Linked DNA regions of Homo sapiens: region 1 is linked to region 2. Evidence: read pairs that join two places in POLR2A ChIA-PET (ENCODE). Cell type or tissue: Panc1. All regions are shown on one strand. Links, peaks and the distances in the headings refer to the core of each region. The heading gives the core; the rest is flanking DNA.

Evidence for each region. ChIA-PET counts read pairs that join two places held together with the same protein. Peaks named below come from ENCODE experiments on the same cell type or tissue, not always from the same donor. Only the 100,000 strongest peaks of a DNase experiment are listed, where the experiment ranks them.
Region 1: POLR2A ChIA-PET joins it to region 2 with 5 read pairs; 3 of 35 experiments call an interaction of 5 or more read pairs at or near these places.

The regions. Positions count from the first base shown.
Region 1 is chr2:45,625,763-45,637,534 of GRCh38, reverse strand. No RefSeq gene overlaps it. Among named protein-coding and RNA genes, the nearest start is that of PRKCE, 20 kb to the left of the region's middle. In Panc1, for the core only: no CTCF peak of the experiment used is centred there; no DNase peak of the experiment used is centred there; H3K27me3 peaks cover 1,429 bases.
Region 2 is chr2:45,692,596-45,704,367 of GRCh38, reverse strand. The region is part of intron 1 of PRKCE (protein kinase C epsilon); the gene reads right to left. Among named protein-coding and RNA genes, the nearest start is that of PRKCE-AS1, 23 kb to the right of the region's middle. RefSeq lists enhancers at 3,861-3,910, 8,487-8,566. In Panc1, for the core only: no CTCF peak of the experiment used is centred there; a DNase peak (open chromatin) is centred at 4,947.

The DNA.
Region 1 (11,772 bases), core at 1,260-9,259, 66 kb after region 2:
GGAACCAGGGCTTGAAAATTCAACAGCAAAGTGGGTAAGATATGCAGTAGGAGGGCAGAGTGTGAGGAGCATTTTACAACTTATTACAAGTTTTGTTATTCATTTCTTAAAATGGTAGTAGTAGTAACAACGGTGATAAAAGCTAACAACTATTGGTTGAGAACTATGTGCCAGAAATCAATATTTAACTTTTTTTTTGAGACAAAGTTTCCCTCTTTTTGCCCAGGCTGGAGTGCAGTGGTGAGGTCTCAGCTCACTGAAACCTCCTCCTCCCAGGTTCAAGTGATTCTCCTGTCTTAGCCTGCCAAGTAGCTGGGATTACAGGTGTATGCCACTACACCCAGCAAATTTTTGTATTTTTAGTAGAGATGGGGTTTCACCATGTTGGCCAGGCTAGTCTCAAACTCCTGACCTCAGGTGATCCACCCGCCTCGGCCTCCCAAAGTGCTGGGATTACAGGTGTGAGCCGCCACGCCCAGCTAATTTTTGTTTTTTTTAGTAGAGACGGGGTTTTGCCATGTTGGCCAGGCTGGTCTCAAACTCCTGACCTCAGGTGATCCACCTGCCTTGGTCTCCCAGAGTGCTGGGATTACAGGCATGAGTCACCACACCCGGCCTTAACAATTTTTTTTTTTTGAAACAGAATCTCATTCTGTCACCCAGACTGGAGGGCAGTGGTGCAATCACAGCTCACTGTAGCCTCGACCTCCCATGTTTAAGTGATCCTCCCACTTCAGCCTCCTGAGTACGTGGAACCAACACCACCATGCCTGGTTAATTAAAAAATAATAATATATATATATTTTTGATAGAGACAGGCTTTCATTATGTTTCCCAGGCTGGTCTTGAACTCCTAGGCTCAAGCTATCTTCCCACCTCGGCCTCCTGAGGTGCCAGGATCACAGATGCAAGCCACTGCACCTGGCCTTAACAACTCTTTAATCATCAGAAAAGCCAAACGAAATATATATTACCATATTTCTCCAATTCTAAGATGCACATTTTTGTCACATACTATCATCTTATGTAATCCATGATGAGAAAGTACTGGCATACTACTATAGTTGCTGGTGAGTTTTTTGTTTTAATCTCCTGTAGTACTTTACATTAGGATACCTTTTATAAATGAACCCAGTAAGGTGGTAAAAAACTAAGCAATGTCCACAGGATCATCCCACATCGAGTAGGTAGCAGAGCCTGGATTTATAGACAGGCGGTCCAACTCCAGGGCTCCCCCATTTGTTTGCTTACTGGCTTATTTGTTTTGCTATCTGGGCCATCCTTCAGACACCTTTTCTCATAGTCAGCCATAGGTCTATCCATTATGAGCTGGGCTCGTGCCAACTTCACAATCTGCAAAACAGGAGATACACATGTATCTTTTTGTATTAGTCCGTTTTCACACTGCTGATAAAGACATACCCGGGACTGGGAAATTTACAAAAGAAAGAGGTTTAATTGGACTTACAGTTTCATGTGGCTGGGGAAGCCCTACCATCATGGCAAAGGCAAGGAGGAGCAAGTTGTATCTTACATGGATGGGCGGCAGGCAAAGAGAGGAGCATTTGTGCAATGAAACTGCCCCCACCCTTCTTCTTCTTCTTTTTTTTTTTTTTTGAGACAGAGTTTTGCTCTTATTGCCCAGGCTAGAGTGCAATGGCACAATCTCGGCTCACCGCAACCTCTGCCTCCTGGGTTCAAGCGATTCTCCTGCCCCAGCCTCCCAACTAGCTGGGATTACAGGCATGCGCCACCATGCCTGGCTAATTTTGTATTTTTTAGTAGAAACAGGGTTTCTCTATGTTGATCAGCCTGGTCCCAAACTCCTGACCTCAAGTGATCCACCCGCTTTGGCCTCCCAAAGTGCTGGGATTACAGGCATGAGCCACCGCGCCTGACTGAAACTCCCCTTTTTATAACCATCATATCTTGTGAGACTTATTCACTATCATGAGAACAGCATGGGAAAGACCTGCCCCCATGATTCAATTACCTCCCACTGGGTCCCTCCTACAACACATGGGAATCTAAAATGAGATTCGGTGGGGACACAGCCAAACCATATCGCTTTTATATGCATGTGAGCATATTTATATATATAGCATTTATATTTCTTTTGTTTTAATTTGCACATGATTCTGTTCTGTCTTCCACAGAAACTCTGAACTTAGAATATTCCCTAAAGAAAAATAGACGCTAAGTTAAACTTGCCAGAATGGGCCTGGGTCAGGGACAGGGATGAGAAATATTTCCAGAAAGAAAATCTACTCCTGTATTTGCTTGTTAATTCTTTTGACCTTGATTAAGTTACTTTCATTCTTTGGCTGAAGTTTCTCCAATTGTAAAATAAGGAGCCTGTCCCAGTTCCAAACTTTGTTTTTCTCTTTTTGTTACCAAAGGCATCCAAAGACCAAACATCTTTTGCATCATCTTTTTCTTTTATTTACAAAGAGTAAAATTAATTTTTGTGTGTGTACAGTTCTCTGAGCTTTAATATATATAGATCTGTGCAAGCACCAATCAATACAGAACAGTTCCATTACCTCCTCCCCAAATTCTCTCATGTTACCAGTTTGTAGTGAAACTCTGTCTCCAGCACCTAACCTCTGGCAACCACTGATTAGTTCATCATCTCTGTAGTATTACCTTTTCCAGAATATCTTATAAATGGAATTGTACCATAGGTAACCTTTGAGACTTGTTTCTTTCAGAAACCTTTGAGACTAAACTTAGCAAAATGTCTTTGAGCTTCATCCATGTCATTGATCATATCAATACTTTGTTCCTTTTTGTTGCTGAGTATGATTCATTGAATGAATGCATTACAATTTACTTCGCCATTCAGTCATTGAGGGGCATTTAATGCATTTCCAGTTTTGGTTGATTATGAATAAAGCTGCTATAGACATTCATGTACAAGTTTTTCTGTAAGCATCAAGTTTTCATTTCTCTAGGGCAAACATCTAGGAGTGGGATGGCAGGGTTATATTGTAAGTACATGTTAAACTTTATAAGAATCTGCCACACAGATTTCAGAGTGTCTGCATTTTGCATTTCCACCAGCAATGTGGGAGAATTTCTTGCAGCTGCTCTGCTTCCTCACTAGTACTTGGTGTTCTCGTTTGGTGTTGGTGGTGAGGGCGGTGTTTGAATTATAGTCATTCGAATAGGTGTGGAGTAGTACCTTATTGTGGTCTGAATTTTCATTTCCCTAATGGCTAATGATTTTGAGCAACTTTTCATATCTTTATCTGCCATCTGCGTAACTTCTTTGTTGAAATGTTCATTCGCATATTTTGCCTATTTTTAAAATTGTATTGTTGTTTTCTTATTATTGTTTTGAAAGTTATTTACATATTCTGGATACAAATCCTGTGTTGGATATACAATTTGCTAATATTTGATCCCAGTTTACAGCTTGTTCTTTTAATTCTTAAATACTTAACAATGTTTTTAGCCAAAAAAAAATTAATTTTGATTAAGTCTAATTTATCTTTTTTTGCTTTTATGAATTGGATTTTGATGTCATAGCTAAACATTATCAAAAACATATGTTTTAAAATAAACATGTTAGTTTCTAGTTTTGCATTTAGATCTATGATCCATTTGAGGTTAATTTTTCTATAGATTATACTCTGATATATAGCTTAAGGTTCATTTTTTTGCATATGGATGTTCAGTTGTTCCATTTGTTGAAAAGATTATCCTTTATCCATTGAATTGCCTTAATACCTTTTTCAAAAATTGTCAATTTTGTACTTTAAAATGGTTAAAATGATGTATTTTATGTCAATTTTATCTCAATAAAAAAATCTATCTTCAAAAATCAATTGATCATATTTTTGTGGATCTATTCCTGGATTGCCTATTTTGTTCCATTGATCATTGTGTGTATAGTTTCATCAATACCACAGGGTCTTAAAATTATTATACTTCGCTTTAGACTAAGTTTTAAAATGGTTAGGGTGAGCTAACTCTATTCTTCTTTTTCAAATTGTTTTGTTTATTCTATGTCCTTTGCCTTTTCATATACATTTTAGAATCAGCTTGCTTATGTTTTAAAAAATCCTGCTAATATTTTGATTCTTATTCATCAAGTCTATAAAATCATTTTGGATCTTATATGGTTCCCAGACAATATACATGCTATCCAGCTAAATTTGAATTTCAGATAAACAAGGAATAATTTTTAGCATAATTATGTCCAAAACATTCCATGAGACATAATTATACCAAAAAAACTATTGTCATGAATGTATGTTGAAATTTGTCAAATGCTTTTTCTGTACCTTTTTGTACAAACATTTTTTTCTTCAGACATTAATATGGTGGATTACAGTGACTGATTTTAAAATGTTGAACCAGCCTTGTCTTCCAAAAATTAATTCCACTTGGTTTTTATTATTGTTTTTATATATTGCTGTATTTGACTTGCTAATTTTTCTTTCTTTCTTTTTCTTTTTTTTTTTTCAGTGTCTTACTCTATTCATCTAGGCTAGAGTGCAGTGGCGTGATCATGGCTCATTGCAGCCTTGAACTTCCGGGCTTAGGTGATCCTCCCACCTCAGCCTTCTGGGTAGCTAGGACTACAGGTGTGCACCACCAGGCCCGGATAATTTTTTGTACAGACGGTGTTTCACCGTGTTCCCCAGGCTGCTCTTGAACTCCTGAGCTCAAGTGATCCACCCACCTTGGCCTCCCAAAGTGCTAGGATTACAGGTATGAGCCACTGTGTCTGGCCAGATTTGCTACATTTTTAAAAGAATTTTTGCATCTATACCATGACAGATTATCAGTCTATAGTTTTCTTTCTATTCTTATTTTCTCATTTAAGCATTTAGTGCTAAAACTTTCCCTCTAAGCATTGCTTTAGTTACATCATTTTCATTTAGTTCAAAATACTTTATAATTTCCCTTGATATTTCCTCTTTGATCTATAGGTTATTTATAAGCATTATTTAGATGTCTAAGTTTTGGGGGATTTTTCAGATGTCTTTCTGTTGTTGAGCGCTACTTTAATTCCATTTGGTATTATTCGGTAAACCTGGTATTATTTCAGTTATCTTAAATATATATTAAACACATCTCCCTTCCTGGTCTTCTGATGGAAATCTAGGGCTTTAGTCTCTTTGCTCTCCAATTTGTTTCCTACAACTAAGTCTACCTCCGGGGAAAAGCAGCAGGAGGATAAATAGAGAAAAAAGCACCTGGGATTTGCTCTACATTTTTAGGATCACAGTTCCAATGATTAGAGAGAAGCATTCCTCTCTCTCTGGGTTTTATGTGTCTGTTGGCAGCCACTGCCATCACACGATTGTGATTTTGTATCTGGGGCTCACCTGGGGCTGAGATGGGAGAGAAAGTTAAAATGAGGGAGGAGATTCCCTCCAAATCTCTGTATCCCGCAGGGGCCCTCTTCCTGCTCTTCAGACCAGAAAGAAAAGCTTTTCTCAGGGCCCACAGTTCTTGGTCTTTGTTTGAGTCCAGGCTGGGAGACATGGAAGAGAAAAAAATAAAAATCGCCACCAACTCATTAGTACTTCAAATTTTGGTTTCTTTCCCTTGTATGTCTGTTATCATTTACTTTTCAGAGCCTTTGGATGGCTTCTCTAAGCATTCTGTTTAGGTTCCTAGCTGCTTACTCCATCTTCCAGAACTGGATGCCCCCAGCCTATGTAGATTTAATTCTTAATAACTTTTTTTACAGGTACTACCATACATGTACTATTTATTTTACATGCAAAATAAAAATTAAAATGAAATTTTAAAAGAATGAGAAAAACTTTCACTTCTAAATAAGATAGACTAACAGAGATAGGGTTTACTCTCTGAAACAAACATAAAAAAGGCAAAATATGTGAAACAATGATTTTTCTAGATGCTAATGTCAGGCAACAGTGAAGAGATAGAAAACAAGGTGAGTCCTGTGACTCAGCTTAATGCATTGAGAGGGTTTCTAGGCTATGATGCAGTGAGGGGGACTCCAGGCAGAGCCTGGGAGATTGCTGAGTTGAGGAGACGGAGCTGACAGTCTGGGGAGACCACAATGCTAGAGCCTCATGACACAGCGCTAGAGAGGTGAGAAGCACATAGAGGGGCTCCTCTGTATAAGTGAAGAGGGTTCCCTCAAGTATTCATCTGTGTACTGATGAGTGCATGGGATGGGGGGTTGGAGTTGGGGGGACTACCTGAAGCCTGGGAAAGAACTACGGGACAGGATTAGAGAGAATAGTGTATGCTGCTCCCACAGGGCCAAGAATAGTATCTCTTTCCACCAGCCAGAATAGGAAACTTCAGGATTCACAGGCATTGATTAGAAGATTTAGAAAGGTCTTGCATTCGTGGTGGGGAATAATCAGCTCTAGACTGAGCACTGATCTAGCTGTACCTAACAATTTAAAAAACTAGACCTAAAAGGACCAAACTATTTCCAAGTAATTTAACCATGCCCCAGAATAAGGCTCATGAATATTCAAGGGAATACAAAAATGTCCATTGTGTTGCAAGTTAAAATTCACAATGTCAGCATCCAACCAAAAATTAACATTATGCAAAGAAGCAAGAAAATATGTCCCATAATAAGGAGAAAGATCAATCTATTGAAACTGACCTAGAACTGGCACAGATGTTAGAATTAGCAGACAAGGGCATTAAAAGTTATTATAACTGAATTACAAATGTTCAAAAGGCTAAATAGAGACAAAATATATTTAAAAGACCTAAGTAAAAAATCTAGAGATATTCACTACAATATCTGGGAAGAAAAACACATTGGATGAGATTAATGGCATAGACATTACAGAAGAAAAGATTCAGTGAATTTGAATACAGCAATAGAAATGATCCAAAATGAAACACAGAGAGAAAAAAAGATTTCAATAAAAAGGTCATCAATGAGCTGTGGAACAACTTAAGCATCCTAATATACAAGTAACTGGAGTCCTGGAAGGAGAGGAGAGAGTGGGAAGGATTGGACAAATATTCAAATCCAAACCTTCCTCTTTTTGTTTTAAAATTTTTAAATGTTTAATATGCAACTAATTTTTTTATTTTTAAAAAACATAATTTCAACTTTTATTTTAGATTCAGGGAGTACATGTGCAGGTTTGTTGCACGGGTATACTGCATGATGTTAAGGTTTGGGGTATGATTGATCCCATCACCTAGGTAGTGAGCATAGTAGCCAATAGTTAGTTTTTCAACCCTTGCTCTGCTCTAGCAGTCCCCAGTATCTATTGAATGCAACTAATTTAAAAGTTAAAAATTATTGCAGGCCAGACATGGCTGGTAGGTTGCCAGCCAATTGCAGGTCTCTGGTATAATGGCGTGAGTAAGATAAGATACATCTCATTACAGTACAACTGCATAATGAAGCAATAGTTTTTCTCCCAATGCTCCAGTGCCCAAACCTATACTCTTATCAGTGCTGCTCAGTGGGTAAGATGCCCAGAGCCTTTGTGCTTTGAAGAAACCTGAGGTAGACTTGAAAGACAAGGGTAATAACAAGAAAAGAATAATCTAAGGCAGTAACTCATAGAATAAAACTGGTAGAGTATCAAATGCACGTGTAAGCCTCCTGAGTGTAGTGCCAGTGAGAGGTGGGTTCCTGGCTAACTCAAAAGCAGGGGCTGCCCAAAGAAAACTGCTGCTTTCACATTTTCTCTGGAGGGAAAAGTTTCAGCCTTTACCTACAGGTCACAGGTTCAGAATCAGGCTGAGTTAGATATGGCTAATTTCCCTATATAGTCTCCAGGCTGATTTAAATCCAGATATCTTGACACTTATTCCTCTAAATTTTTGAGAACCCATCTTCAGGCGATATTTGAGTAGGCAAACATTTTTCTAAGGAGACATTCTGAGTTTTGAAAAGAACTTTCTTCCTGGTGCTTTGAAACCTCGGTTTTGTATGTTTGTTTGTTAGAGATTGGGGTCTCACTCTGTTGCCCTGACTGGAGTGCAGTGACACGATCATAGCTCACTTTAGCCTCAAACTCCTGAGCTCAAGCCATCCTTCCACCTCGGCCTTCCGAAGTGCTGGGATTACAGGCATGAGCCACTGTGCCTGGCCTAAAACCTCAGTAGTTTAAAAATACTGAGTGGACATCCTTGGCTATTTCTCTGATGATTAGGTAGGTGTCTTTTGAAAGAATATTGAAAAATGCCTTCTCCCACAGACTCTTGCATTTCAGAAGTATCACGATTGCACATCAGAAATGTCCAATTTTTTTATGCCTTTCAGTCAAGTGCTCCCAACAAGGTATGTTCCATGTGGTGAAGCAGCCTACATAGCAGGATCAACCCAATGGCCAGTGGGAAAGGAAATAACTTACATGGAGTGCAGACACTGGTGATTGCCTTCCAAAAACCACTCACCAATCTCTACTCCCTTGTTTTGTTCTATTATTGATGGGAAGTTATATGTTTCTCAGAGGCTGGGTCCTCCCTACTTTCTCAGCTGCTGGAGTGAATTCCTGGTCAGTCTAAGGCTCTAAGCCAGTCATAGGAGGTATAATGCATCCCCCGTGCCTAAGAGTAGTTTAGGAATGAGCATATGATACAAAACTATACAGTGAGAAGTGAGAGTTGGAGAGTTTTCTGGAGAGAGCTTTCCAGGAAAAGTTTTCTCACTGATGAGAAGAAAATGATAAAAAGAAAAAGTTCCTTGCTATGCCTAAAATGGCACTATTGGCGACTATTTTTCCTTTTGAATTAATAATTGCCCTTTTCTTTTAGGTTATTGTGATATTTCTAGTGCAAATACCCCTGGGAAGAGTAATACATGGACTCACATTGCCAGAATTAGTTGGTCAGCTCCCTAATAGGGGTTAGGCCAGGTATGGTGGCTGACACCTGTAATCCCAGAACTTTGGAAGGCTGAGGCAGGAGGGTCACTTGAGGCCAGGAGTTTGAGACTAGCCTGGGTAACACAGTGAGACCTTTCCTCTACAAAAAATAAAAAAATTAGTCAGGCATGGTGGTGCATACCTGTAGTCCCAACTACTCTGGAGGCTGGGGTGGGAGGATCTTTTGAGCCCAGAAGGTTGAGGCTGCAGTGAGCTGTAATTGTACCACTGCACTCCAGCCTGGGCAACAAAGCAATATCCTGTCTCAAAAAAAAAAATTAATTAAAGATAAAAAGGTTTAGGTGGTATAGTGGCTTGCACAGTGCCTTCAAAAAGATATGTCCATGTCTTAATCTCTGGAACCTAATCCTTGGAACTGTGACTATTATTTGGAAAAAGAATCTTTACAAATATAATTAAGTTAAAGATCTTGAGATGAAGAAATCATCCTGGATTATCCAGGTAGGCCCTAAATTGAATGGCAAGTATCCTTATAAGAGTGAAATAGACATTGATGCAGACACAGAAGAGAAAGTGACTTGAAGACAGAGGCAGAGAGTGGAGTGATGAGGTCACAAGCCACGGAAGCTAGGGAATGCAGACAGCCACCACAAGCTGGAAGAGGCAAGGAAGGTTTCTCCCCTTCAGCCTCTGGAAGGGGGAAGGCCCAGCTGACACCTTGACTTTGGACTTCTGGGCTCTAGAATTGTGAGAGAACAAATTTCTGTTTCTTGAAATCTCCCATTGTGTGTTAATTTGTTGCAGCAGCCATGGGAAGCTAATTCAGAGGGCATGGGCTTGCTGAGGGCTTAAAAGAAATAAAGATCCAAAAAGGGGAGTCTGGGGGTCAGAAAGAGGAGCTCGTGGACTCTGCAAGTTTGCTTGGAGTCTTTCTTTAGCATCCCAACTTTGACTGTAAGAGGGCCGGTTAGCCTGTGCCTTGCTCCATAGCTAAACACAAATTCATAAGTTCTCCTCACCACACATTTTATCCTGGTCCTAGCTAGAGATAGTGCCCCTCATCTTGGTCAATTGTCTTCAAATGCATGCCCTTGGACACACAAAAGCCAGATAAACAGTACAGTGGATTGTTCAGTACAAACATTTCTCCTTCCTGGGAGTAAAACTCAGGAATGTCTCTCTATGAGCTTTTAGGCTTCCATAAGAACGGGACATTTGGTAGATTCACTCCTCTAGGTGAATCTGCTCAGGTAACTGACATAGTTGGAGATTCTGGCAGAGCTAGGAGTAGAAGGTGGAAGCAAAGGAAATAATATTTGTTGTGCAAGTGTCATGACCCCGGACCCATGTTAGATGTTTTACATACACAATCTCATCCAATCCTCACAAGAATCTCATGAAGTAAGTAGTCGTAGTATTCTGTTTTATATATGTGAAAACTGGCCCCAGAAGGACATAATGTGCCTATATTCACACATCTTGTAAGTGATGGAAATAGGATTCCTGGTGCTCTATTGGGTTCCAAATCCCATGTTTTTCACGCTAGGAATTTCTGCCTCCTTAGAAAAGGTTTAAGGTTGAAGGCAAAGGATGAATGAGGGAACCTTTGGGTTCAGGCTTCTCCATCATTCTTTCCCCATAGACAGCAGAAAAATATCTTCAGAGTCCCTGGAAAGGAGGAACTAACTCTGATGAAATGAGTCTGGAGTGATTGTTTAAGAAAGAAATACCACCCTGTGTATGAAATGACACAGAGCTTTCACATGGCTCGCTGGAGACCTGGGCTCCTAGGTTACCTCGGGACCACTGATCACTCAGAGATGAAAAGATAACGAGAGTATTTGCCTATCTCGGGCTTTCGGGCTCGTTTCTACCCAGGCCTAGTGACCAGTGCAGGTGTGAGCCAAAAGTTTATTTGAAAAAGGAGGCTGCTCTATTTACTTTTCCTATTCTAGTTCCCCCATTCCCCCAATCCACCCTCCCTCAGCCTGTAGGACACATTATCCTGGAAAAGGTATACTCACCCTGTTTGAACTGGGCCATTAGCTTTCAGGGGTGGCATAACTAGGAACAAAGCCAGAGTCTCCCTTTCCCTCCAAATATTTATAAGAAATTACCCAGTGAGCAGAAGCTAAGCTTTTAAGAGAAAAAGGTTCAGCTTACCACAGGGAATATAAGGCTTTAAACACTCACTTTCCCGGTTATTATCACCAATTTTTCTCTTGCACCCCCACAGTTTCAGAAAATCACACTTCCTTCTCACTGCCCCTTATCTTCCTTAGAAGATAACTGGTTGTTGTTGTTTTTTTTTTTTTTTCCAGTAAAGGAAACTGTCTAAGTGTCTGATTTTCAAATCAAGCAACCACACACTTATTCCTTCAATTAACAAGTTTGGTTCAGAAAAGGCAGGTGGAAGGCTGTCTCTGGAAAGGCATGTTGTAAATACAGATTGAGACTAGTATCTCCTTCACTGGTTCATTTGCTCTAATTAGGCTTAAAGTTTCCCAAAGACTCTTCTGGTCATCTTCCAAGCAAGATCTATTCACCTGAAGTTCAGCTTTCCTGTGACATTTCTCCTAGAACATGAACAGGATCCAGGCACCAAGTCCCTGCCTAACTAGTTAGTTACCAGCTGTGTGATTCCAAGTGAATCACTTAATGGCTCTGAGTCTCAGAGTCCTCTTCTATACAAAAGAGGCAAGTCATTCCTGCCACCTACTCACAGTGTTGGTCTCAAACCAGAGAAGGTATGTGAAAACACATAGAAAATGTTAGAGGTTGGTGAAGATGTAGAATAACATAATTGTGAAAATCCTCACCCCACAAGGTGGGTGGGTAAGCTGTCACATTTTTGTTCAGGCTTCAGCACTGGGCAGAGATCCTGAACTCCAATACCTTGTAGTTTCATGCAGAAGGAACATCTCTTTATATCCATTTAAGCTAAGAGCTTAGCTGTGATCCACTCTGA
Region 2 (11,772 bases), core at 1,834-9,833:
GACAGGGACATAGAGGGAGGGACACAGAAGGTACAGAATATTCAGGGGACAAGAGAAGAAATGAAAAATGAACAATCTACAAACCAGAAAAACCAACCCCAACATACTAAGCCAATAGTTTCCTTGAGATATACTACCTTGAAGAAGCACATATAGATTCTTTTTCCTGTGTTTAATCCTAAAAACAATGAAAGGAGTAAATGGAGGTAAAATGCTAATAATTCCACTATATGCTGCTCCCTGCCATGCCTTCCTTGACCCTTTTCTATTCAGCTATGCATCGCCCATGTGTCTCTGGGCCTGGCACTAAGTAAATGCTCAATGAATGTTTGGTTAATGGATAGATGAATGGGTGAAATAACAGTGTTGTCAGAAATAATGCCTCCTAACCCAGGTGAAATTTAAATCTGCATTACTCTACCCATTTGCTATTTGGAGACATATTTGTCATTTCAATACCAGTAATATAAAACAAGCTATTTTAGCTTTATCTTCTGTGAGCATATGGATGAGAGAATAGGAATTTTTTTGTTATGAGTGAACAGGCTGCATAGTTAAAGATAGTTTTCCAAAGAATGTGACAGAAGCCCAATTATTGTCTTTTAAAAACCAAAACAAAAGAAATGTTCTAGGAAAGAACCTTCACAAGAACAAATGATGATGTCTATTTAGGACAATAAAGGAAAATCCAAAGAAGAATCAGTTCCATGCAGAGAGCCCATGTTTGTCCTTCAAGTGCAAGGTTCTCTGGAGACTCCAAAAAAAAGGTGCCTCTACCGTCAATGAGCTTCCTTTTTTTTTCTTTTCTTTTCTTTATTCTTTTTTTTTTAGAGACAAGGTCTCACTCTGTCACCCAGGCTAGAGTGCAGTGTTGTGATCACAGCTCACTGCAGCCTCAAACTTAGGGGTTCAAACAATCCTCCCACTTTGGCCTCCCGAGTAGCTGGGACTACAAGTACATGCCACCATGTCTGGCTACATTTTTCAAATTATTTTTAGAGATGGGGGTCTTACTATGTTGACCAGTCTGATCTTGAACTCCTGGCCTCAAGTGATCCTCCTGCCTCAGGCTCCCAAAGTGCTAGGAATACAGATGTGAGCCACCACACCCAGCCCAAGGAGTTTTGATTATTCCTTTAAGGGCTAGAGAATAAAATATAGGAGGAAAGCAAACAGCACTGTGGCCTCTAACTCAGGTAGGAGTGACATAACAACAGCCATCAGAAATACAAAAAAAAAAAATAAATAAAACAGAAGCTGAGGACCATGTGTTCCACCTTTACTAAGGACAGCTAAATTTTACAACTTTTAGTTAGGAATAAGGACTGACTTCCTGACGGGGGGGGAAAAAAGGCTTTCTCAAGAAAACTTGATAATAGGAAAGGCTGTTATCTGCCGAGGCTGTTAGCTATGGCCTTAGCAGCTGATCTCCGGAACACTAAGCCCAGAAGTCTTTCTGTGGAATGACTCTTTTCAAACTTCAGTTCTAGCAGAGCTTTTAGCCCTTCTACTCCCAGAGTAAGGTGTTCAAATGGCTCCTTGTAGGGTATGTCTGAGGAACAGTGAAGGAAAGAAATGGAAAAGAGAGGTGGTTCGTGTCCTGCTTGCAATAGCAGAAGCTCTTCTTAGATTCACTTTATATGCTGGGGTACCCCTAGAGCTTTATTTTGGGGGAAAAAAAAGAAGGGTTCTACTATATAATAGTGATTTAGATATCACTATGGTAAAACAGTGACTAAATCTCAATCAATAGTTATTCAACAAATGTTTATGGAACCAGGTACAGAACTGGATGCTTGAAGTAATCCCAACAATCAGCCTTCAGGAGGCATAAAGTCCACCGCTCAGGATAAACACATGCAAGTAAAACTGACCATGCTGACCGAGCGCCTTCTATAACACACACAATAGACTAGGCAGTTTACAGATGCTCTCTCAGCTGATCATCACTATGAAAACTGATTGTAGTGGGTAGGCATGATCATCCCCATTTCACAGGTGCAGAAAGGCTAATAGCTTGCCCAAGAGCTGGGACTAGTATTCCGGGCTGCCCAACACTAAAGCCTCCTTACCAGCTACTAAAACCAGGTAGATTTCCACATCTGTATCTGAGCGGAGGACTCCCATTTTCAAGTGCATAAGTCATCTTTGTATTGTTTTTTGTTGTTGTCGTTGTTTTTTGAGACAGTCTCGCTCTGTCACCCAGGCTGGAGTGCAGTGGTGCGATCTCAGCTCACTGCAACCTCTGCCTCCCAGGTTCAAGTGATTCTCCTGCCTCAGCCCCCTGAGTAGCTAGGATTACAGACACGTGCCACCAAGTCCGGCTAATTTTTGTATTTTGAGTAGAGAAGAGGTTTCACCATGTTGGTCAGGCTGGTCTCAAACTCCTGACGTCAGGTGATCCGCCTCAGCCTCCCAAAATTCTCAGATTACAGGTGTGAGCCACCGCGCCTGGCCCATCTTTGTATTTGTGTTGTGACGGTGAGTCCTAAATTTCAGATACTAAGAGAAGAAGGAAAAAAATAATCTAGACTCGTCGGTGTCTCTAAGAATCCAGATGTTTTCTAAAACACCTGTGTAATAGGTGAGGCTTTATCAGACTAGAATTTACATGGGAATGGGAAGCAGCCTGGAGCACCAGGAAAAATTCTGTTTCCATCTGGGGCCATGCCTGGGTGAACCTAGGAGGTGGGCAAAACAAGTTTTCTTCACTGCATTATCTCATGTGGGGTGCCCTCCTCTGTACTTCAGGCCTTTATTGCCTTGGTAAGCTCTGTGCTCTCCCACCTTGGTATCAAAATCAAAACTGCCCTCAAAGAAGAATCTGGAGATCTATCATTTACCTGTTAGTATGTCTTCAGGTCACTGTTACCCACCTGCATTTTAAAGCTCTGTCTTCTGATGAAAGGGCTGGAGACCTCATCATAGGGTAACTGATGGGAGCATTTTTTTCAGCACAGGTAAGTAAAGGATTCTCTAGGGTGACTGCAAATTTGATAGACAGATAGATAGGTGGATCAATCAATAGATAGATAGGTAGCATCCCAATTTAACCTTTGAGTACTTCCAATTTTTCCAAAAACACACAAAAAACAAACCCTACCCCATCACACACATAGAAAAATAAAATGTGCCCGTTTTCTACCCAATGAGACAAGAGTAGATACTGTTCATTGAGCACCTATTATGTTCCTGGCCTTGTTCTAGGTATAAATATATTCTACTTCATCTTCAACACAATCCTTCTTTGTCCTTCCTTCCTCTACTGTCTTAGTTTCCTAGGGCTGCCACAAAAAGGAACCACTAACCAGGTGGCTTAAAACAATGGAAATGCCTTCCTTCCAAGTTGTTAAGGTCAGAAGTCCAAAATCAAGGTGTTAGCAAGGCCACACTCCCTCCAAGGCATCTAAAGGAGGGTCCTTCCTTGCTTCCGCCAGCTTCTGGGAGCCCCAGGCATTCCTTGGTTTACGGGAGCACAGCTCCTATCTCTGTGTCTGTCCTCACGGGGCCGCCCTCTCCCTGCATCTGCCTCTGCATCTGAATTTCCCCTTCTTATAAGGACACCAGTCATATTGGATCCGAGCCTACCCCAGTGACTTCATCTTAACTTGATTACATCTGCAAAGACCCTGCTTCCAAATAAGGTCACATTCTGAAGTACGGGGGGATTAAGATTTCAATGTCTTTTTCTGCTGGGACACACTTCAACTCATAGCACCCACCTGTGAGAGGGTGATGACCTCAAGGTCACACAAGGTCTAGGTCGAAGCCAAGTTTAGTTTCATTTCCTAGATGATCCTCAGTCAAGCAGAAGCACAGACTTGAATATCTGGAGGAAATTTATTACATCAAAGAATGACAGTGCCGGGCTGCTTCTACTGTTCCTTCTGCTTCAGACTTCTCTCCCTTCCTCACCGAACCAATCCTGTCCTCCTTGGCCTCTCAGCTCAAGCATACCGACCAAGGAGCCCTCTCTGACCTCCTAGACCAGCTCAAAAACCCCTACCCAGGACCTCTGCTTACCATCTATGTCTCCCTCACTGCCCTCCTCACCACCCTTAGTTTTCCATTTCTTTGGGGGTTACTTCATAGATGTCTCTCTTTGCCATCAGACTTCGAGTGCTGCAAAGAAAAAAGACCTCTCTATATTGCTCCCAGGTGTGTTCTCACCTCTCCACCGAGACCCTGGCTCCCGGCAGGGCCTCAGATGTTAGCCCTCTGCTACTTAAAAGGAAAACTCAGGTACCCATTTCATCCTCAACCCCAGGCGGCCTGGTTAGTTAACTGCCCCCGTTCATCTTGTGGCTCGTGCCTTCTGCCTTCCACTGGTGGGCTGGGCCTGGCCACTGCCTCCCCTCAACAGCCCAATTTACACCTAGAAATCACAGGAAAACCAGAGAGCTATCACCCCACCTGCTACCCCCTGCACCCCTCAGCTCCCCACACTTCCTTGATCTCATCAGTGTGCAAAACGAGCACCCATTTCTCCACTCATCAGACACAAGCGGCGGCATCCACACTGGTGCCTTCCGGGATTCCAAGAGAATCACACCTCCCGCATCAGCCCACAGCAACAGCACAGTCTCCTCTAAGCCACTGCTCTCTAAGGACCCAACTGTATACCTTTACCACCTTACCCTGTGCACACACATCTCCAGATCTGCTTCTGAAATCCTCCAGGACCATAAAAAAACAAGACTGGTTTCCTTGGGAGTCAGCTTTAAACAGTTATTAAGGCTAAAACAAGTTTGGCCTCTGTACAGATGACAGCAGAGCCATGTCTACAGTGACCCACACAGCATGGGGGCTGGTGCCCCTCATCCTTCACCAGCGGCCCCTCAACCACACAGACGGGCTCTGTGTGGTGTCACAGAGGAAGCAATCTGGCTATTCCTTCACTTTGTAACTCATGGTTAACTCATTCACTCTGACTCAGCCAACCTTTACTGAGCTCTGATCAAGTCAGCGAAACAATTTGAGTCACTTGAGAGACAGAGAAAGAAAAAGGCCTACTTCACTGCAATATTTCAGCATCTTAACTCTGAGAAGCTACAGACAAAGACACACATAACAAGAAGGCAGTGGGGTCAGTGTCCCAGCAGAGGTCCGTGCAAAAGGCTGCTGGGCCCTGCAGGGAGTGACACCTCTGGGGATTAGGGGGAGCCCCTCCTTTGCCTGCTAAGGACGAACAGCAGACAGGGAGGAGGACAGGAGGGAGTTGGGGGCACAAGGCAGAGCTTCCAAGCAGAAGGAAAAAAATATATTATGGGAACAGCAAACCACCCCACCTGCCTGAGGTATAAGGCGTCTATTAAAAATAGAAATAGACGAAGCTAGAAAAAATAAAAACTAGGGGCTAGTTTATAAAGAGTCTTAAAACAAGATGACAAGATGTAATCTCTTACCACTCCTTGGCAATACATAAATTTTAACCTACTACTGATGGTGAATTTCTAAGTCCATGGATGTTAATTCTCCCAAAAGGGAGGGTAACCACATGTACTTTCTATATCAAAAGTCTGTTCTACTCCCCTCTAAAGGCACACCAAGCCCTAGGAAATCCAGACAACTCCCTCCACAAGTCTGTCCTTGGCCACCCTCAGGGCATTCTCAGATTGGCTGTTTTTCCAGATGGCTTCCTAGGATACATGGCATTTGCAATCAGGCCCAGATACAAGAATCTGGATTTTAAAAACTGGACCTCATCCTTGTTGTTTCCTACTTCCATTGCTGACACCCCTCCCCCTCTCTTCCTCTCTTTCCTCTTCCTTTCTCTCTTCCTTCATATATTTTTTTTTCTGTGCTCACTGTTGTTTGCAACAGCTGTTGAAATTCACATATCTGGGAAGTCCATTAACTTGCTGTTTACTGGAGCTCCACATCATTAGCAGAGATGGGCAAAATCGAGCCTCTTATACCCCCATCCACAACCCCCAGGGAGCCAGGTCCCCACCGGCTGGGGACACTCCCTCTAAATAGCCCTTCCCTTCACTTTCACCCCCAACTGGAAATTTTTGTTTTATATCCAGCCAGACTACATTCATTTTGCTAAAATACAATTCTAAATATGATTTTAGGATGCTGGTAGAAAATGATTCCACCAAATTCACCTACCACCAATCTGGGTACTTACATATAAATCTATAAAGTAGATCACTACGTTGCAAAACCCTATGCTAACCACTTTTCCAGAACTTGCCCACAAAATGAGCGTGTGCCACCTAACCTGCGGCCAACAGCCACATTCGCATGTGGCACCCAATGGAGCATTTGTGAAAATAAAGCCAGCACAAACTGACGTCCACTAGAATCTTAGCTGCTTGGAAATTGAAAATAAATCTACATGGAGTTGACATACCCTCAGGAGCTCACTGGAAACTGGTCTCTGTCTTTCTTCTGTCAAAGGGCTGCTTTCCATTCACCCTGTCTAGGAAGATGTGTGCAAGAGTGTTAATATTCTCAATTTCTTCCAATGTAAAAAAAAACTACATCCAATTAAAGAATCTGGGGATAAATTCCACCTGCCTGCAAGAATCCCTAGGTGCTAATCCATTTTAAAAAGCTTGCTGGAAATTGGGGTGGTCAGCAGAGGTAGTCTGTCCTTTCAGTCTGGAAATGGGAACCTCAAAGTAAGAGAGGGGCTGTGAAACAGGAAGTAACTTCCAGAAAGCTCCTGGGAACAGAGGCAGGTTGGAGCCAAGGGCCTTCAGGTGAAGATGGCACCTGCAGGGATGTCACCTAGGGAGGGAGGTAATCAGAGCCGGAACAAAAGAAAGAGCTAGAGATGCCACCCACATAGAGATGCCAACCAGTCCACCCTGAGTGAAGAGCAGAGCCTGTTCTCTGTCCCTCCAATTCTTTGCTTTTGCTGGGGAGCCTCGGGTTGCCATTTCCACTCTGGTTTGGTTTTGTTTGTTAGTCCTTATCTGTCCTGGCTAAATAAATAAAATGGATTTTCACTCATATTTTGGCCAAAAACAATAGAAGGTCAGAGCGCCATTAAGAGGCAGAGAGGGCAACAGCGTCAGCCAGACCAGAGCTCTCCAGATCCCCCATAAAACCTCCGGACCAGAGCCAAGCAGAATGTGGGCAGCCAGGAGGGCCAGGCCAGCCAGTGGGGTGCGCCCCCTCTTCACCTACACAGGCCCTCCCAGGTAGAGCATGGACTCTTTGAAAGGACGATGCAGTCACTGTCAGCTACACTAGAGCATTTCATCTTATTTGGAGGCATGTTCCTAAGTATTAGAACAACATCCACCTTTTCCAATCAGGGGATAATCTTTAATATTACCATGGACATTAATGTAGTCACAAAAAGGTTTGCTTTCAGCTCTGCACCAAACATGGGCCTTGGTGGCAAGTACAAAAGCCAAGGGGGAAAGAAGACCTGGAATAAAAAGGAAGTGGGGTGTGGGGCCCTGGGAGGAAAGCAGGTCTGTGACTGGGGGCTCTGGTCATGAGACCAGTCACATGATCAACACAGTCCCCAGCAGTCACTTCTAGGTCCTCACCAGGGCTTCAAAGCCTCTGAGCTCTGCAGTGAGTCTAAAAGTCTAATGAAAAGCTTGTTATCAGGATGAGAGGCCGCATGGTGGCCAGATTTCACTCTGTGGAACAATGTGACAATCAGCATTCTCAACTTCCCATGAGAAGATTCTAGCTGGGTAGGAAAACTGAGAATCAGGTTTCTGGGCCTCCGCTTACCGCCACAGACTCCAAAGCTACTCGTCATGCATTTTGCTTATTCAGAAAAGCCTGTTTCGAACCCAGTGAAAAGATGAAGCTGAGTAGCAGCTTCACCCACCACACAGCCCTGTGGGGAGGCCAACACCAAACCCAAAATGTAAAATGGAGAGATCAGGGCAAAGACACACAAAACTCCTCAAGGGAAACTCGAAGTGAGCAGGCCAGGAGATGGGTGCACTTCCACTGCCTCCTGCCAAATGCCCCAGGGACCTGTAAAACAAGGTGGCTCTTTTGGGGCCCTGGCAATATAATTTATTTAATTATAAAAAAAGGCTTTATTCCTGTTAAATATGTAAATATGTAAAGACTGTAAATATGTATTCAATAGAAATAAAGCCTTTTTTTATAATTTAAAAAAGTTATTTCGGCCAGGTGTGGTGGCTCACACCTATAGGCCCATTGCTTTGGGAGGCTTAGGTGAAAGGATCACTTGAGGCCAGGAGTTCAAGACCAGCCTGTGCAACACAGAGAGACCCCTGTTCTACAAAAAAAAAAATTTCTCACACTCTGGGGACTGTTGTGGGGTGGGGGGAGGGGAGGGATAGCATTAGGAGATATACCTAATGCTAAATGACGAGTTAATGGGTGCAGTACACCAGCATGGCACATGTATACATATGTAACTAACCTGCACATTGTGCACATGTACCCTAAAACTTAAAGTATAATAATAATAAAATAAAAAAAGAAAAATTTTAAGTAATTATTCTAACCACTGATGTGTACAATAAACTCTTGTCAGCCTGACGTTAAAATCTGTTTCTTTTTTCTGCTCTCCACCCTCTTCCCCATGAGACCTTGCATCCTACAAGCATGGTACATATTCTACTAGTGGTTTCTGTTTTGTTTTTGAGACGGAGTCTCACTCCATTGCCCAGGCTGGAGTTCAGTGGCGTGATCTCAGCTCACTGCAACCTCCGCCTCCGGGTTCAAGAATTCTCCTGCCTCAGCCTCCTGATTAGCTGGGATTACAAGCACATACCATCACACCCGGCTAATTTTTGTATTTTTAGCTGCAATAAGGTTTCACCATGTTGGCCAGGCTGGTTTTGAACTCCTGACCTCAAATGATCCACCCACCTCAGCCTCCCAAAGTGTTGGGATTATAGGCATGAGCGACCATGCCCAGCCTATTATACATATTCTATTATTGTTATTTTAGGATTTCTTCAAGGATTTCTGTGATGGGTAGTTATTTGGTGAAGTGGTGGTACATTTATCTAACACATACACCATCTCCCTGCAGAAAAGGAAAGAAAGACTGTAATGAAGTTGACCTCTCTACCTCCAGCCTGACTCTGGGTTCTTTTCTGTGGGTGGTGATGGTTTCATTAAAATCATCGCGGGAACAGAGAAAATCCAAAAAGGAATGTCACCAAGATCCTTAGAGGCTAAGGGGAAGAGACCAAAGTCAAGAAGAAGAGAAAAAAGGAGAAACACTGAATAACAGATTTTCCTCCTCAAACTTTACAATAACCTTCCTTCTGTACAGTTTGAAGGAATACATCCAAGCTGCTGGGAGAAAGTTTCCTGACTCAGGAAAAACAGGGAGAAGGAACTGCCACCTTGTATGTGTCTCACAGGGGCAGAGGGCAGGACCAATGCATCTTACATGAGGCAGTTGGCTCTTTATAGCCAAACTGAAGGAGAAGGGAGAGGCAGGTCTCTTTCCAAAACACCGATCTCCTCATGTGATCCCTTCTCTTTAACTTCTAGTAGCTCTCAGCCACTCTCAGGAAAAAGCCCACACTACTCAGCCTGATATTTAAAACCCTCCACATTTCAGGTTTGTCCTACCTGATTACCATCCACCCCCAGATACACTCTCCTGTAGTCTGCCAGTCTTACTGTCTCATGGACACACCACATTGCTTCCAGCATATTGGCCATCCACCCAAGATGCTATTCCATGTCTTACCCATCTATCCAATCCACCCACCATTCGAAGTCTCACTCATGTCCTCCCTGAACCTTTCTCAGCCACTCTAACCAACATTGACTTTGCCTCTCCTTCCTCAACCACACAACTCATTCATATGCATTTCCCAGGGAATTCTTGTCTTGCCCACTAGCATAGGACAGGCTGTTAGTCCCACATAAGTTCCATGAAGACAGGAAACCTGTTCCTCTTGTGTCTGTTAGCACTTAGATGGGGAAGGCCTGGAGTGAAACCTTTGGCACCCAATAAACGTGGCATGGGGTTGAAGTCATATACTCCATGTTCCCTGAACCCATCCTCACTTTTCTGCCCATCATCCATATCCAGATCCAAAAATTCAGATCTAGAGAGAGGCAGGGGCGAGGGCAAAGCATAGTTCTTCCCCTGGATGGTGATGAAGGGAAAATAATTGCTATTTCCAGCTCAGGCTCCTACTGTCGTTTCCTAGATGAGACATTTTACCTGGCTTTAATACTTGACGCTAGAGAAAGCCTATCTAGAATGCCAGAGCTCCCCTTAGTTCTGGAAATGGCCACAAGAAGCTATGGGAAGCTCTTGGAGCTGAGGTGTAAGCCTCTCATCCTCATATCGTTAGGATACAGCAGAAATAAATAACCACAAAATCTGTGTCCACGGGTCAAAAATTCCATCCCCCAGGATTAAGGTGGCTGGAAGAGTGACCCTCACGGATTAAACATTTCCACACGAGTCGGACTTCTTTCACACCACGACTCCCTATCTGTTCCCTAACTTCCCTTAAGTCTCAGTCAAACTTCTCTCCCTGCTATGGATCCTAGGACCTGCCATCTTTTCCAGAATTCGCCTTATCAATGTACTGTCCTCTCTATCTTCCTCCCTAACTAAAAATTCCTTCTCTTTAACCTGCTTCTTCAGATGTCCATGCCTTCTCACTTCTCCTTGCCAAACCTCTCAGGGGTGACGGTCCACCCCGACTGCCTTATTCTACCTCTCCTTAACCTCTTGCAATTTGGATTCTGCCCCAGTCACTTTGTGGAGAGTTTTCTTGAGACCAGCCTCTCAGAGAGAACATCAGCTGTCAGATCCGACAGCCTCCTCATTTTCCATTATTTTCAGCTAGCTCAAGACAGGACCCAGCCCTGCTGGGTGACCATCTCCTCTCGACCTTCCTCCCTGCCCTTCCGGCCTGCACCATCTCCTACCCATGCCTCGGGGCATTCCCTAAACCTGGGCCTTGCCCTGCTTCTCTTCTGTCCACTTTCTCTCCAGGTCACCTCAGCCACCCCCATGGTTCCAACCATCACACTGCCATTCTCACCTCCAGCCCTGGCCTCTCTTCCAGAATGCTAATCTCGAGTTTCTCACTTGGTGCTGGGCATCTACACTGGAGCTTTAATGATCTCAGATTCAACATCTTTACAAGCAAACTTATCTTCCTTTCAAGTTTACTCTCTGCCTGAACCCCCTATCTTGCCTAAATAAAGTCTTCACCTTTCTCCCAATCGGCCCTTTCAGGAAGTCTGAGGGTCGCCTCTGACCTTCTCCCACCCACCCATCCATTGCCACCTCCCACCTACTTCACTCCCCTACCCCGCACTCCTCAGGATCTGTTCCTGACTTCTCATCCCACCACCACTTCCAAGTTCAGGCCTCCTGAGCCACCTTGGCCCCCTGCAGAATCTCTCAGTCAGCCTCAAGTCTCCAGCGTCCAATCCTTCCCTTACACATTGTTACCAGAAGCATCTTCCTTCCCAGGCCAGACCAAAAGTGCATCCATGACATTGCTCAGGTTCAGCTTGAAACACCCTGCACGGCTCACTTCTCTACAACTAAAATTCCACTCATCCCTCGAGCCCACATGCCAGGGCAAACTCACCCACAGAGCATTTAGAATGGACCGATTCTACATCATGTGATAGATGTGTGTTTAGTGTGGGGTGGAGTGGGGTGTGTGTGGGGGTGTGTGTGCATGGGTGTGTGTGTGTGTGTGTGTGTCCTCCCTTGGACTCTTCAGCACAGTGCTCCGGCCCCTTGTAGCACTGATTCCATCATCTTTTCCATCAGTCTCCCTCACTGAATTGGAAGCATCTTGAGGACAAATGGTTTTA